2 separate regions of the Mus musculus genome follow, and region 2 is linked to region 1. Evidence: chromatin loops called from intact Hi-C (ENCODE). Cell type or tissue: left cerebral cortex. All regions are shown on one strand.

Region 1 (8,000 bases):
CAAGCCCTCTTCATCCTGTGGTTTTACTTTCTCTGGTTTCAGTAATCCCTGGTTAATCATACTTCAAAAATAGTAAGTGGAAAGCCCCACAGTTAAGTAATTTGTAAGTATTAAACATGACATACTTTGTGTGGCCAGAGTCTCTGCCCTCCTGCTCTATCCACTTGTGACTGAGTCAGTTCCCTGCTCAACAGAGCTACACTTAACCCACTGCCTCCCTCGGAGTCAGCAAATGGCCATTTAGCTGATCATCCTCGGTGACAGCCATGGCGTCTCAGTGCTTTTGTCCAGGTTTGGTCTTTGCTGTGATTTCACGCATGTGCTGAGGGTCTTGCTACCCGTCTCTTAGGCAGCAGGAGACACCTGTGCTTGCAGAGCTGCTCTTGAAGAGTCCTGGCGACATCATCACTGTAGCTTTCTGCTGTTACTTGGCCCTTACTCTGCCTCCTTTGCTGCCACAAAACCTAGCATTAACAACAGGTCTTCCTGGTCTTGACAGGACAGAGCACAATCCCTCTGCCCAGTCATTATCTCCCAATACAAGACTGAGTCCTTAAAAAAAAAAAATGTTATGAGGCAAGGTGTAACTCATGCACCTGAGCTAGCTTTGAGCTTGTTATGTAGTTTGGGATCGTTCCTCTTCAGCCCCCAGTGCTGTTCGAGGTGTATGTCGCTACTCCCGGCTCCTCGGAATGGTCAAAGACTCTGAGCTAGAGGCTCCTACTCCAGTTCTCACTCTGCCCTTCCCACAAAGAAGCAGTGCGGAGATTTACATACTTCTCTGCTGAAATGAAATTATGACATTTCTTCCTTACAAGGGAAAAACATCTGTAGTCAATTTTACTTTCATACACTTGATTTTTTTCCCTCTGAGTTAAGCAATATATTACTGTACATTGTGATGATGAATGTTGGTCCATTAATAAAATGTAGAAAGATGATATTGAATGACTTAGAGGAGGGTTTTTTGTTGTTGTTGTTTTGTTTTGTTTTGTTTTGTTTTGTTTTGATGTGTCATTGCTTGGTCAAGACCTTAACTCCCATCGTAGGCCTAGCTTCGTGCACTGCCTGTAACACTGCATGGTCCATCAGGTGATGACTTAAAATGGAATTTGGTTTGCATGAGATGCAGGAAAACTCCTTGAAAAGCCGTTCCATAGTTTTGACTCAGATAAACCACCTCTTACATAGCTAATTTTTCTTCAGCCTTTGGAACAACATGATGTCTCACAGTTACACGGTATCTATAAATTACCTCGATGTTTTCAAAGTACCTCTATTTGAAAGAAAGAATGTCTTGTTATTTCGGGACAAGAAACTAATGTCTTTGTCTTTGCGCCAGTGAAGATGAGGCATCCTCTAATTCATGCAGAGAGCTGGTTCTTTAAAAGGCAAATCCCTAAATACACATCACATGAAAGGTCTGTTGGAAATTTGAAGTATGCCTCCCACTTTATGGGAACTCCTTTTGGGACTTTTGCCCATAACACTGCAAGTTCAGTGAGACTGGTAGGTTTTGATACAAGCTGTTGAAGAGAAAGGATGGGACCTACACTGTCTTTTAATGTGTGATGGCAACTCTCTGACTAAATTGTCTTTTCTTGAGGCAATCAAAGGCTGATATGAACCCAGTCATGGCCAACACGGCTGAAGCTCCTTAATTGTTGCTTAGATAAGGGGGGGGGCAGTTCAGATATGGGAGGAGATGGGAAAGAAGTACAGAGGGTCAGGAATTTGAAAGTAGATGAGTAGCAGTGGGGGAGGAGAAATGGGGGCAGCCACTAGAAAGTCCCAGATGCCAGGGACTCAAGATGTTCCCAGGACCTAACAGGGAGGACTTTAGCTGAAATACCCAACAAAGGGGAAATAGAAACTGTAGAGGCATTATCTAGTGGATAGGCACGACCCCCAGTTGAGGGATGAGGCCATCCACTCACCTCAAAAATACTAATTCATAATTCCTTCTGTCAAAAGGAAATGCAGGGACAAAGAGTGGAGCAGAAACTGAAGGAAAGGCCATCCAGAGACTGCCTCACCCACCTGCAGATACCAAACCCAGTCGCTATTGTTGATGCCAAGAAGTGGCTTGCTGACAGGAGCCTGGTATAGCTGTCCCCTGAGAGGCTCTGCCAGAGCCTGACCAATACAGAAGCAGAGGCACACAACCAAACACTGGACTGAGTGTGGGGACCCCAATGTAGAAGTTAGGGCAAGGACTGTAGGAACTGAAGGGGTTTGCAACCCATAGGAAGAACAACAATATCAACTAACCAGACCCCCCCCCCGAGATTCCAGGGACTAAACCACCAACAAAAGACAACGCAGGGGGTACCCATGGCTCCAGCTGGATATATAGCAGAGGATTGCCTTATCTGGCATCACTGGGAGGCCCCTTGGTCCTGTAGAGACTCGATGACCAAGCATAGGGGGATGCTAGGGCAGTAAGGTAGGAGTGGGTGGATGGGTGGGGTAGTACCCTCATAGAGGCAGGGGGAAGAGGGGACAGGGGTCTTATAGAGGGGAAACTAGGAAGGGGGTAATATTTCAAATGTAAATAAATAAAATAACCAATAAAAAAGAAAATTCCAAGGAAAAAATAAACTCTAATTAAAATGTAGGGGGAAGAAGACTAAGTCGTAACCCAATTCTCAAAGCCCAACTGTTGTGTTATTTTAAAAATCAAATTTTAAATTTCCACTGAATTGAAAGTTCTCTGACTTCTGAATAGCATTTGCCTTTCCTGTAAGAGCTGATGTTACTAAGATAAAACATCAGCACTAACTCATGCGATGACTGTGATGATGCTGTCATTTCTCAGTTGGGTCTGCCCAGAATAACCCACCTTCTCCTTGAGAGCCTGGGCCTTCGTCAGTCTCTGCCCAGGTGCCCTATATCCTGGTGCTAGGCTGGGCACTGGGGAAGGGCCTATCCCAGAATCAAAAATCTGTACTTCTCAGGAGTGGAGAGATCCAAGAGAAAGGGGGTTAATTATTTGGAGCCTGTATCTACCTGTCCCAGAACCCAGTTCGCCTTAGAGTTTCTGATAATGTAAACTTCAGCCAGAATGAGTTGTTTGCAATAGACAATCCTGATCATAACAATAGCTGTAGGGAATATTTATTTAGTGGTCTCCCTTTACTCTATTTCTATTTTGCTACTAAATTCTTGAACTTGGATGCAAGTCACTCACAGGATCATTTCAAAGGTAACATGCCAAAGCACATTGAAGGTCTCCTGCCCTCTGTAGCACTTACACTTGACCATCAGGGAACTTCACCCTAGAACTATTTAGAGGACTCACATCTTCATTTTCCTTACTATGTCTGCTACTTGGCTTCCCATCTATAAACTCCTTAGCATCTCATAAGAGAGAGGGAAAGTGAAGAGCGGGAGCCAGGCTTCCTTAGGGGCTAAAGATGGATTCTGGAAGATTCCACTACCTGTTGCTTCACATATTATACCAGTATTCCTTCTTTTTCTTATCTTCTTCTTCTTGCTCTTCTTCTCCTCCTCCTTCTCTTCTCCCTTCTTCTGCTCCTCCTCTTCCTCCCTTCTTCCTCTTCCTCCTTTCTCTATTTCCTTCTGTTCTTCCCTTCCCTCCTCCTCCTTTCTTCTTTTCTCCACCTCTTCCTCCTCCTTCCTTCTTCTTCATGTGAGAAAATATTTTTACATAAGAGAGATTCTTTGACCACTAAAATATATTAATTGACCTGCTTTGAGCTGTAAGTGAAAAAAAAAACCCTAAACAAATCTAAACAATAAAAGATTCACATACCAAGAATCCTAAGTAGAAGGAGTTCATGGCTGATTTATTCAGAAACTAGTTGATGTATTTTCTTTCTGTACTGTCTTTTAAGAAAGCATTTTTATTTATGTGGTTGGAGCAAATCCAGGCATCATCTCATAGAAACAGCATCCAGGGAAATAGAGGTATTTCTCCTTGTGTCCCTTTTCATCAATGAAGAAATCCAGTCCTGTAAGTCATGTGTTCAAAGTAAGAACAGGGTGTGCTCTATCAGCTTTGGCCGTCTTCTCCAGCTTGGAGAAATTGCCAGCGCCTCCTCAAAGGATAGTGTGGATGGAGGAATGTGAAGAAGGCTGATGAGGGAAGTGGACAAGAACATTGGCAGAGCTAGGGTCACTGTTGTCTTGTGAAGCTGCACAGAGCTCAGCCCCTTGCTCAGCTGTCACGAAACTCATCGACTGAATAATATGTAAGCAGGGTGTCAGTTACCTCCACCAGAGCATTGGAGGGGTGTCATCTGCACCTTCCTCCTTTTTGTCTTTGGAGAAAAGCAAGATAAGACTTAGCTTTGCAGACTTGAGCGGAAAAGAAACCAAAAGAAGGTGGAGACAGGAAAGGAGCCACCCACACAGGTATGAGCAGTGGAAGAGAGCAGGGGACAGACAACAGAGCACAGGAATGGGGAAAGGAATGCATAAAGGAGTTGTCACACTCTGGCTGGGGAGGGGGGGGGTGAACCAAGGCAACAGAGCTGGCTGTCCTCCATAGGGGCTGGCCCACCAAACATGGTTGGCCTCACAGCTGCAGAACAACCCTTATATTTGCTTACAGCTATTTTTGGTTTGTAGTTAGAAATATAGGGAATCACAGATAAAACCTGTCCTTGGGATGGTGCCCTGTGACTGTTCAGGATTAATCACAGCAAGTGGAGTCAACCCATGAGAACCGATGGATCCTGGTCATCAGATGACAAGAGGGCGCTGGCCTTTACAAGTGAGTAAAATGTGTGGCGTCAGCATAGTGAAAGGAAGATGACAACCCATTTTTCCAAGTTACAGCGTGGCTTAGAAAGGTTTGTTTCCTAAATTTAGGACTTACACATTTGAAGTGCTGAGATCTGGGAATTTGGGGATACTAATATAGCAGATACAATTTATAAACATATTTCACTATTAATATAAATGTGTATCTACTCAAAGTCATTAGCTACAGACATGGCAGAAATTACCGCAATCAGTGGAGAAGATAGAAAGCCATAGAGAATTCTAATCAGGTTACAAAAATAAAATCTCAATAAGGAGGCAAATGAGAAGACTTGACCTTCTAACTTGGACTTGAGCATGCCCTGCATTTACCCTGGCCTCTCCCTGTAAGAATATGTAACATTAGGACTGAGACAAACAGCTGCCATTATTAACCACCGATGAGGCTAACGCCTGGGTTTTCACAATGATTAAAAGTGTGCCCATGTCACAGAATCTAAGATTTCTTTTTGCAAAGGTCTATATGTATTGTGAGCAGAAAGAATATAAAAGTTTTATGTTGCTCTGAACCGACTATAGTCACTGAAATCTTTCCTAGAGGTGGCGATTGCTTATCGATTACAAGGCAATTAACAAGGGCTGGGGGATGGGTTGAGTTTCCCTGACATTGTTTGTCCTGGGAACTGAGCTATGTCAGAATCAGCATGCAGAGCCTTTCTGAAGACAAGCCTAGTATCACATGGAACATGAGCCACATCCATCTGAGATTCTGAATCAAGAGGTGGCAGATGAGCTTTCTACTTCCAAATGACAGACCTGTGGAATCAGCTCTGCCAGGAGGCATTCACAGGCAGCCATGTTCTCAGCTCGGTCCTTTCACTGTCCCTGAATAGGGTGCTTAATGCAGCAGTCCCATCAAAGGACTGTCATGTAAAAAATCATGTGCTAAACACCCCGGCCCTGTGGATGAAGTCACGGCTCCCCCGAAGAGTCTGGAGTCATGGTAAATAATAAAGGACTGAGATGCCAGGAAGATGGGCACATATGGAAATTTTAAAAGAAGAGGCTTGAACTAATATATTTTAGATTTTTGAGAATTAAAGTGCCAGTTAAAGCACAGAAATAGTATGCTCTATGTCCAAATGATTTTGGCAATTATTCCTTCATTCTTCTTGGATCAAGATGATTTTTTAAATGCACTCTTTTAAACGTCAAAGTGCTATTGGATAGACTTTAGATTGCTCATTTCTCCACATAACCTTGTCTGTGCTCAATTCATCAATTACTGGCATTGATGCTTTTATAATGCAAATTTGAATATCTTAATCGACTCATCTAAAATGGTAGTTTAACTTACAGTGGAAAACAAAAATGTTGAGTTTATGTTCTATGAGAAAAGTAAAAGACAATGAAAAACAAGATGCTGAGTTTTGAAGTTGGTGATAACCAGGAAATAATTATTGCACAATGACAATGCTAACAATATATATAACTAATAATTAACCAATCCTGCCACAGGCACTATCTGATTCATGCAATCCTATAACACAGGCAATAGCACATGTTTGTGTGTGTGTGTGGGGGGGGGGTCATGTGTGCAGATGCTCATGTACAAAGGACACAGAACAACTTCAGGTGTCAGTCCTCTGGCTCCTTCTCCCTTTTGTTAGAGCCAGGCTCTCTCATTGGCTTGGAGCTTCACCAAATAGACTAGGCTACATGGCCACTAAGCTTCCAGGGATCAATCTATCATGTCTCCACACCCACCATGGAATTACAGTCTCCCACTGCCAGGCCTAGATTTTCACAGGAGTTCTGGGAATCCAGACTTACATTCATAAAGCCATCATCTTATCCACTGAGCTATCTCCCCAGTCTATATGGGTACTAGCATTAACCTCTCTTTATGGAGGAGAAACTGAGGCTAATTTGCCCAAAGCCACACAGGTGCACATTAGTAAAATGTGGATTTGAAGTGAAGCTGTTTCCTCTGTATATGAATCAATGTCTTTGCTGAAAATAGTGAAAATATATATGAGTATTATGTATGTATGTATATCTATATATATCTATATATATATATATAGATATATATATATATATATATATATATATATATGAAGTATGCCCAGGGAAGCACGACTAGAAGTAAAAGAATACCAAAGGGAATTAATCCTTGGGTTTAATTGCAAACTCAAGACTTACCCTCATTTTAAAGAGGAAACTCTGTAGAAACAAAAAACAAACAAAAAGTAAATGTCTTTCATCTTTATGAATCAAATTGTTTCCCCTAACAAATCCTCAAATACACATCTTAGACAAAGAGAACCAGGAACGGAAAAAGTAGACTTAAGTAAGACCTGCCCCTTGCAGAAACATTAAGTAATCAGGCCCCAAAAGGCAGGTGTCAAAGCAAGCAACAAGAGAATCCTGAGTCAGTTACAGTACCTGATGCTCATACAGTACCAGGTATGAGAGAGGTAGGCAGGAGGTCTCTCCAGTCTGGAACAAGGCCAGATCTGGGGAAAGATGTTGATATTTTCTTGAACAACAAAGAAACAAACTAGCAAGCAATTGCACTGAATCTGTTATGATGAGTGAGAGATAAGCTTGCTGCCATCTGTAGGAAGCAACAAACCGCGAAGCTTGACAAAGCTGATTTTAAAAATACAACTTGTAAAACTTAAAACAAAAGTAACTAAAACTGAACAAGAATCAATGCATGAGTCTGATACCAGATTAAGCTGAAAAGTGAATTAATGATAATATAAAATAAGGGTTGGGAGAAAGTAGAGGATTATATGGGAACACACTGGGCTGAAAAATACAAAGGAAAAATGATTCTAAGAAGTGTTAAAAGGCAATCCCAAACTACCAATGAGTACCAAGAAATCTGCTTCTAGACAAATCAGAGCAAAACATCAGAATACACACACACACACACACACACATATATATATATATAAAACCTTGAGGGCCAGGCACCTATAATTCCAGCCCTTGGAAAGCTGAGGCAGGATTATGAGTTCAAGGCGCTGCGCCTACATAGTAACAATCTTTAAAGTGAAGCAAGGAAGAAGAGAAATCCTTAAAAGTCCACCGGGGGAACAGCCAAATTATCTTCAAAGACATAGCACCCTTCCTGCCAACTCCAGGCTGTTAGTGAGCAGCTGATCCACAGGGGGCTGCAGGCAGGAGTGCGCAGCCCTGTACTCCGTGATAAGAAAATTTCATTCTAGTGAATCAACGCCATTAAAAAATTGTAAGCCGAG
Region 2 (8,000 bases), 200 kb after region 1:
TTGGCCAGGATAGTCAAGCATTCTGGAGGTAGGCGAACTGTGTTAGAACAGGCAGGCAGCCAGTTCTTACTTAGTGAGGCTATCAACAAAGCCATGACCCAAAATAAAACTTTTGTTCATAAACTTTCTTTTATTGGTAAAGACCTGAGACTTCATAGCAGGAAAGATTGACTTATGCCTGGCCTGGTTTGTAGACAGGGCAACTGGGCAAAGAGAGAGTTGGAGCCCCCAGTTCTTAGGAATGAAGCCCAGGCTTCCAGTGCTCCGACAGGAAGTCACCACCTTCTAATGGGAAGTAGAGTCTAATGTTATATGCTTCTTGAAAATGCTTCATATTCTGGGGTGACAAGTAAAGTTCTCAAAGTTGTATCTACAGTAATAAATTTAAACAAATTTCATATTTCCATTATTAACCTTCTAGTAAAAAGATTACCTGCACTAATAATTCACTTAAAACATACAACTGTTTTTACAATTACTTTTATATGCATTTCATAACTGGAGAGTACAGCCGGCATTGTTGCAAAACTTATCTCACAAATTAATTTCACATTATAAAAATAAATTGCAGTGTGAAAAGTAGCTTTAGATATACTGTCACTGTGAGTGAGCTAATTTTTACAAATATTTATTCATAGTGTTTTTAAAGAATGGCAGATACAACAAACATTCTTTTACTAATATTCTGTTTGTGTTCAAGCTGAGTGTAGGTATTATTTTTCCATAACAAAGTGAATTTGGGAAATTCATTAAAAATGCAGTTCATGGGTAAACCAGCTTTCTGATACTTCTGTGAAATGATTATTGTGTTATAAAAGGAGATGCAGATCACAGATTACCAACTACTTGGTAACAAATATTGTTCAAGTATTACTCACTGTTGCTAAAGAAATATATAAAATGAGACAAATTTATACTCAAAATTAGCTGAAGACTAACTAATAGAATCCTTTTCCTTGGGGTGAAAAAATGCAGGATTCTCACATCTTAAGCCCAGACAATACATTGGTATGTGGCCTAAAGACCACAGGAACAAACTCACTGCCGCTCTGGTTATCTGTACAATACCTGGATAAGAACATTCCTATCTTCATTCCATCCTGGATTCTTCCCTGGGGAGACATAAACTATATCTATCCCTTCTTCATTTGTTCCCAAGGACAAACCAAAGAACAATTGCACCAAAGTTTGCCCCAGGTAACCAACTGTTTGTTATAGAGCCCACTCGCCTATAATATGGGGGAAGGGTTGCCTGCCAGAGCGTAGGTGACCCCCCAAAGCAGCTCCACTGGAAAGTCTTTAATCAGCACTAATGCCGGTTTCCCTCACAGGTGCCCCTCTTCCCCAGCCTCCCCTAGTGTATGTACTCTTGTATCTACCAAGACTCTGAAGTCATGCATAATTTGGGAAGGGTTGCTGACAAATGCCTCCGAGGAGCTGTGGACTCTCAGGTAAACAGCCAATATAACTCTGCTAACCCCTCTTCCTATGAGGGAATGTCAGTGGTCAGCGAACCTGATGGCAATGGATACTATGCAAGCAGGGACAGCTAGGGCCAAGGTCTACAGCTACAAGGAGGGGCCCATGAAACCCCATGCCTCTCAGAGGGACTAGAAGTTATAGATCATGGGAAAGGGGATGCCATTCTTCAGTGATGTCACCATTGACAAGTTGCCTGTGCTCCGGTAGAGAACCTCATAGCCATTCTTGTACTGGCAACTCAGTGGGTCACACACAGAAAAAAAGACAGGAAAGTAGGAGGGGAAGAAGAGGTCAGGTGGGTTAGGGAGGGAGGTAGGGAAGGGGAATGGACGAAACTGATTAAAATTTGTTATATAGACTATGAAACAAAAGTCAGGCATGGTGGCGCACGCCTCCTGATCCCAGCTCTGGGGAAGCAGAGGCAGGCAGATCTCTGTGAGTTCAAGGTCAGCCTGGTTAAAAAAGAGACAAAGCTTAATAGAAGCGGAATATTTGTGATGAGCGTTTATATAAACATACGTTACAAGTTTTTAAGTCGTTGTTGTCGGCTGTTTTCAAATCAAGTCGACCTGGCTCTCAGGAAATAATCTGTGGTCTGTTGGTTTGAAAAACCAGTCTGCACAATAGAAACATAAATCTCCTTTTACCTGAGAAATAGAAATTCCAAGACTTTGGAAACGAGTTTGGAGGTTGAACAGTAGGGAGACTGGAGACCCCGTTATTATTACTCTGTGAGTTCAAGGACAGCCTGGGCTACACAAAGAAACCCTGTTTAAAAATAAATAAATAAATAAATAAATAAATAAATAAAATTATACACATATATGTGTGTATATGTATATATATATGTGTGTGTATATATATATATACATACACACACACACACACACACACACACACACACATATATATATATATATGAAACAAAGAATGAAAAAGGGAGAAAAATAAAAGGCAGAAAACAAACCATCATACAACCTCAAACAAACAACAAAACACCAGCAAGCAATACTGCTCACCACAGCCTCACTAACATGGCTGCCTTTCTCACACCCTTTCCAAGTAGGAAGTGCTTTGGGCTTGCTCAAGGAACTTGGAGAGGTCTGTGTCAACAACTGGGAGCCTCTGGGGGCAGAGTCCTTTCAGTTTCAAAGAGACTCTAATACCTCAGCAGCTGGTTCAGGCTGGTGCCCAGGTTTTCTATAAGACAAAACACAGGAGAGAGACTTTTCACCACAGAAGAAAGAGTTAAAAGAAAGGCAGGGCCTGCCCCTGTGGCCTTGATGATTTCCTCTGGGGAACTGCCCTGCTGTGCTCAGTCGTGCTTCCTGGTTTGCAGTGAAGTGGCTGGTTAGAAACAGTTCCTTACATGGAATAACTAGCTAAAGGCAAAGGGAATAATGTCTGGACTGCTGGAGATTGCAGAAGTCTCTGATGTGGGTCAAGGTCCTTCCAAGAGCAAATTGCTCTCCAGGAAAAAAAGGCACTTTGGATTTTGAACCATGCCTATCATTATAGCAGCTGGGGACAATTCACCCGGATAATCTCCCTCTTCCACCACCCCTGGTTTTGGCAGAAAGAACGTAAGCCCTTTGAGTCTTGGAACTAGAGGATGTGGAGATAATTGTGTGTATGTCCCTAATTTAGGGGGACAGAGACACAAAGAAGCTACCACCATGGCCAGAGTTCAGGACTTGTGCCAGCAAAGACTGTCCAGAATGCTGGCCCCTTACATATGGTAGAGCTGAGATCCAAACACTCACAGAGACCACAATGTGCGAGGCAAAGATTTTAACTGGGCCAGGTCACCTGCTCTCTTAGGCATCAGGACTCAGCAAATGACCCCCAGCGGCCGCAGGGAGAACCTTCTATAGCTCTTTCATGACCTTTGCAAGTAAACAAAGCTTAATAGAAGCGGAATATTTGTGATGAGCGTTTATATAAACACACGTTACAAGTTTTTAAGTCGTTGTTGTCGGCTGTTTTCAAATCAAGTCGACCTGGCTCTCAGGAAACAATCTGTGGTCTGTTGGTTTGAAAAACCAGTCTGCACAATAGAAACATAAATCTCCTTTTACCTGAGAAATAGAAATTCCAAGACTTTGGAAACGAGTTTGGAGGTTGAACAATAGGGAGACTGGAGATCCCGTTATTATTTAACCCATATTAAAGTCAATAGTGAAGGCAGAAATGGGGGAGTCTGCTTCTAACATTAAGCTTTTACCCACTTTTTCCACAGCACCTGAGAATCCAAGGGAATTCCGCAGGGGCGGGAGGGGGCTGGGGGAAGGGGTGTCACTTGGTAAATAACCAAGGTGTCAGCAAACAAAGCTGACGTCTGGCTGGTTTCCTCCTGCAGAAACCCTTCCAGCCGGCAAATACAGGAGAAAAAGAGGGAAACGGGTGAGGTACAGCGGTGTTGGGCACTGAGTTATGAGAGGTGGCTGTGGTACAGCTTGGGTGGGCGGAGAAATTCTTGATGTATCGTGAAGTTCCGAGCCCGTAGCTCAGCCCTACAACCCACAGAGTGATTGATTATAAAGAGCACAGACGGCGGCGGCGCCGGAGGAGAAGGAACAAGCACTTCTTTTGGGTATGGCAAAGTTTCTGTTTCATTATTGAGTGTAATCCGACCAACAGATTTCAGATGGGGCGAAACCTACAAGGGCGTATTGGTAGTCAAGTACTTTTAGGTTTATCAGTACCCTGAACATTTTCTTTTTACATGCTCTCTGGGTCATAAAGAAAAGAATAGGACAGTCTCTTCGCTGTTGAATTTATCACCCATGGCTTCTGACCTTGTAGGAAAAGGGCTAGAGTCCATTTACACCTCTGAAACTGGACATCTTGTTTAGGGGTTGCGATTTATTCCTCTAATGGCAGCACGTTCGTTAGATCAGAGTGTGCATAAATACAATTAAACTGTACCTGTTGAGATCTCCAGAGGAAAAGATCCCGACGAGCTGTGCGTATATTTTCTTTGCTTGCTTTACACATTATTCTGCTTAGTTACAATTCAACTACTGGATGTCTTTAAACTATTTTAGCATCATCTGACAGATAAGAAAAGTGATGGTTTCTGCAAAGTACTCTCAGAAATGCCAAATTTTAAGATGATATAATGTGGTTTTGTCCAAAATAGGACAAAAGCAAGCCTTGGGGACTGGTTGGATTGCAAGGCCAACAGTGCCACCAGGGCTACAGGCTCTGTCTGTTTGCTTTGCCATGCGTTATCCAGTGAGTTTACCCTGGGGCTGTTTCTGGAGGATGCAGGCTGACTGCCAGCAGAAACTTGGATGCCATTCTCATTTGCTTATATATGGAGAAAGAGGAGAGAAAGAAAAAAAGAACAGGAAGGGAGAGAAGAAAGGAGAGAGGGTGGAACGGAAGGGGAGAGGAATAGAGAGGGAAAAAGAGAGACAGAGAGAAAATCCTTAAGTGTGTATTGTAGGATCACATTAACCTTCAGGGCAGAAACTCTCTTGGGCTTCCTAAGTCTTTTCTCTCTTCCCTCCTGTGGAGATCATCTGGACCACCTGCTGTGGAGGAAACCTCCCTGCCCCTGGCTTCTTGAGGTATCTTGGGAAGTGGCAGATAACTGGCCCCTACCTCTTGCAGAAGGAGTCAACTCCTCCAGCACTTTGGTGGCCCTCCCAACCCAATGACAGCGAGCTCTGTAGTACTGATCAGTCCTTTGTGCCTCCAGCCCGGGCCGTGATTCTGTGGTATCTAGACTTCACTGTTTTGCATCTCTCCCCACTCAACAGCCTGTATGCCTACAGATGATGAAGCACTGTTCAGCTTTCGGGAAGGCTTACTCATATATTTCCATTAGATTAAGTCAATGTAGGCCACAGGCTCTCTTGTGGACCAAAAATAAGAAATCATTCTATTCTCCGAGTGCATTTTTAGACCATTCAGGACCCACTTCTCAGTTTTATCCATGCCATAAGGGAAGAGGGAGACTCCTGAATCAAGTCGGAATTCTGATTAAGAACACTGGGTCTCAGTGGTAACTGAAAGTGTCCAGGAGACCCAGCTGGCAGGGTAGAGTGCCCAAGTTAACAGCACTTGAAATACCAGGGCAGCTCACAGCACTGTGTCGCATAGAAAAGGATAGAGTGTTGGGGGCCAGGGCTGGGATCCAAGTCTGGCTGTCTCAGTGTTCACTGTGGATGTGTGAACAACAGCTTGGAGCACCAGATGTGAGCGCTCAGGCTGCGGCTGAAGGAGTAGCCAGATCTGACAAGCTACTGACTCACCAAGGAGGCCTTGGGTTATAAACGAAGGGCCCTTTCCCTTCACTTTCTTTTCGTCTTTGGGTAGCCCATTTTAGCCTTAGCCATACTTTACCTGTGCTTAAGCTCACGCAGCTCCCAGCATCATCAGTTCCTATAGAGTCTGTAGACCTTGTTGGTGTCAGCAGCCTCACCACTGTTAAATAAAACTGGGTTGAGCAAAGATTTGCTGCTCAATAATGCTAAGATTCTTTCTTTTGCTCCATGACAGTATCAATCCAAGTCTCAGGTTAACCACAGTCATATTGACTCCAATATTCCTGGCTAACTTACCAGAAGACTCTAATGTAAACAAATCCTGCTTGGTCACGATTGCACTCTGCCACTTAATGTGTGTCTTCAGTAATGGATGGATTTGATACATCATCTGTTGTGTTTAAGGCATTCCATGCCAAGAAGAGAATCTCAACTGTTTTTTGCAGAAGTTTTCTATGTGATAAATTCTGGGATCATCCTACAGCCCTGGTGTCTTAGTTAGGGTTTTACTGCTGTGAACAGACACCATGACCAAGGCAAGTCTTATAAAAAAACAACAATTAAATGGGGCTGGCTTACAGATTCAGAGGTTCAGTCCATTACCATCAAAGTGGGTGGGAGCATGGCAGCATCCAGGCAGGCATGGTTCAGGAGGAGCTAAGAATTCTCTGTCTTTATCCAAAGGCTGCTAGTGGAAGACTGACTTCCAGGCAACTAGGGTGAGGATCTTATGCCCACACCCACAGTGACACACCTACTCCAATCAGGTCACACCTATTCCAACAAGGCCACACCTCCAAATGGTGCCACTCCCTGTCCCAAGAATATACAAACCATCACACCTGGGCTGCCTAATTTTCTGTCAACCTGAGTCATCTGGGAAGAGGAAACCTCAGTTGGAAAGATGTCTTCATAAGGTGGGGCTATAGGCAGGCAAGCCTGTAGGACATTTTGTTAATTAGTGGTTGATATGGGAAGGCCCTGTCTACTGTGAGTGGTGCCATCCCTAGGCTGGTGGCTTTGGGTTCTATAAGAAAGCAGGTTGAGTAAGTCATGATGAGCAAGCCAATAAGAAGCACCCCTCCATTGTCTCTACATCAGCTCCTGGCCTCTAGGTTTCTACCCTACATGAGTTCCTGTCCTGACTTCTTTCAATGATGGATTATGACGTGAAATATAAGTCAAATAAACTCCTTCCTCAGTAACTTGATTTTGGTTGGTTTGTTTGTTTTTATCATAGCAGTAGTAATCCTAAGACCCTTACAGAATCTCTTCCCAGGTATCCCTGCTTCTTTCCTGTCTTCCCTTCTCTCTTCCTCCTCATTGACATCCCTAGATGGTTATATGAGACCATCATAAGTAACTCATCACAGATGTCTTGTCTCCTGAAGAGTATCTCATTGTAAAAGCATTGCATAACCATCTCAGCTATTCCCATGGGATGGAGTGGAGAAGAGAAGGTATGAACTGTGGATATTGTTGTTGGGTTGATGTGACAGCTGTTGGCTAGTTAACTTTATACAACATCTTCAAGTAGAATGACTCACCTTTCTGCCCTCCCACAGATGAGGATAGCCTCACAGCTTTTCCAATCCTCATCTGACGTTTAATAAGCATGAATAAGGACAGTTTCAAGAGACTGTGTTTCAAGATTCCAGTTTGAATCACTTAAAAATGGACATGGAGCTATATTGGTGAATGAACCAGAGGCAAGGAAAATGTGTGCATCACAGTGTTGTGGGCAGTATGGCTAGAGGACGTATGAGATATTATTGGCCATGATGACCGGGGCTGCTTTCAGCCTTTACTGACTTGGACAGCATGTCCTGGGGCCTGGAGACATCCACAGAGTGTGGATTCCATCCCAGAACGTAATGAAGAGCTTTAAAAGCTACTTTAACTAATCAGAGCTATCTACAACTAACTCAGTTCTCATGGCCCACAGCACCTAGGAAAATGTGCAGAAGAATCCAGTCCTGTCCATCACGATCACACCACCTCTCAAGATCAGAGCGTGGAACAGAATGCTTCTTTTGTTTCTCTTGTTCATTTCAGACCAAACTGAGCCAGCTTTATACAGGTTCTGGAAGCTTCCTGCTCCTTCGCCCCTGCCCCCTGCCTTCTCCCCCCACCCCACCCCACCCCCGCCCCACTCCCCACTACAAAGCTGCCTCCATCCTGTAGCAGCCCCAACAGGTAAGCTTAGGGACTAAAATATGTCCACATTCTATTCTGGTTCCCTTC

What was found. A loop is a pair of places that touch in the nucleus more often than their neighbours do. Peaks named below come from ENCODE experiments on the same cell type or tissue, not always from the same donor. Only the 100,000 strongest peaks of a DNase experiment are listed, where the experiment ranks them.
Region 2: it touches region 1 in a loop (2.5-fold over the local background); 2 of 42 quality-filtered maps call a loop at or near these places.

The regions. Positions count from the first base shown.
Region 1 is chr3:36,726,668-36,734,667 of GRCm38, reverse strand. No RefSeq gene overlaps it. Among named protein-coding and RNA genes, the nearest start is that of Trpc3, 41 kb to the right of the region's middle. In left cerebral cortex, no CTCF peak of the experiment used is centred here; DNase peaks (open chromatin) are centred at 1,400 and 4,337.
Region 2 is chr3:36,528,187-36,536,186 of GRCm38, reverse strand. No RefSeq gene overlaps it. Among named protein-coding and RNA genes, the nearest start is that of Smim43, 11 kb to the right of the region's middle. In left cerebral cortex, a CTCF peak has its summit at 4,696; DNase peaks (open chromatin) are centred at 3,996, 4,756, 5,631 and 6,089; H3K4me3 peaks cover 842 bases; H3K27ac peaks cover 2,487 bases.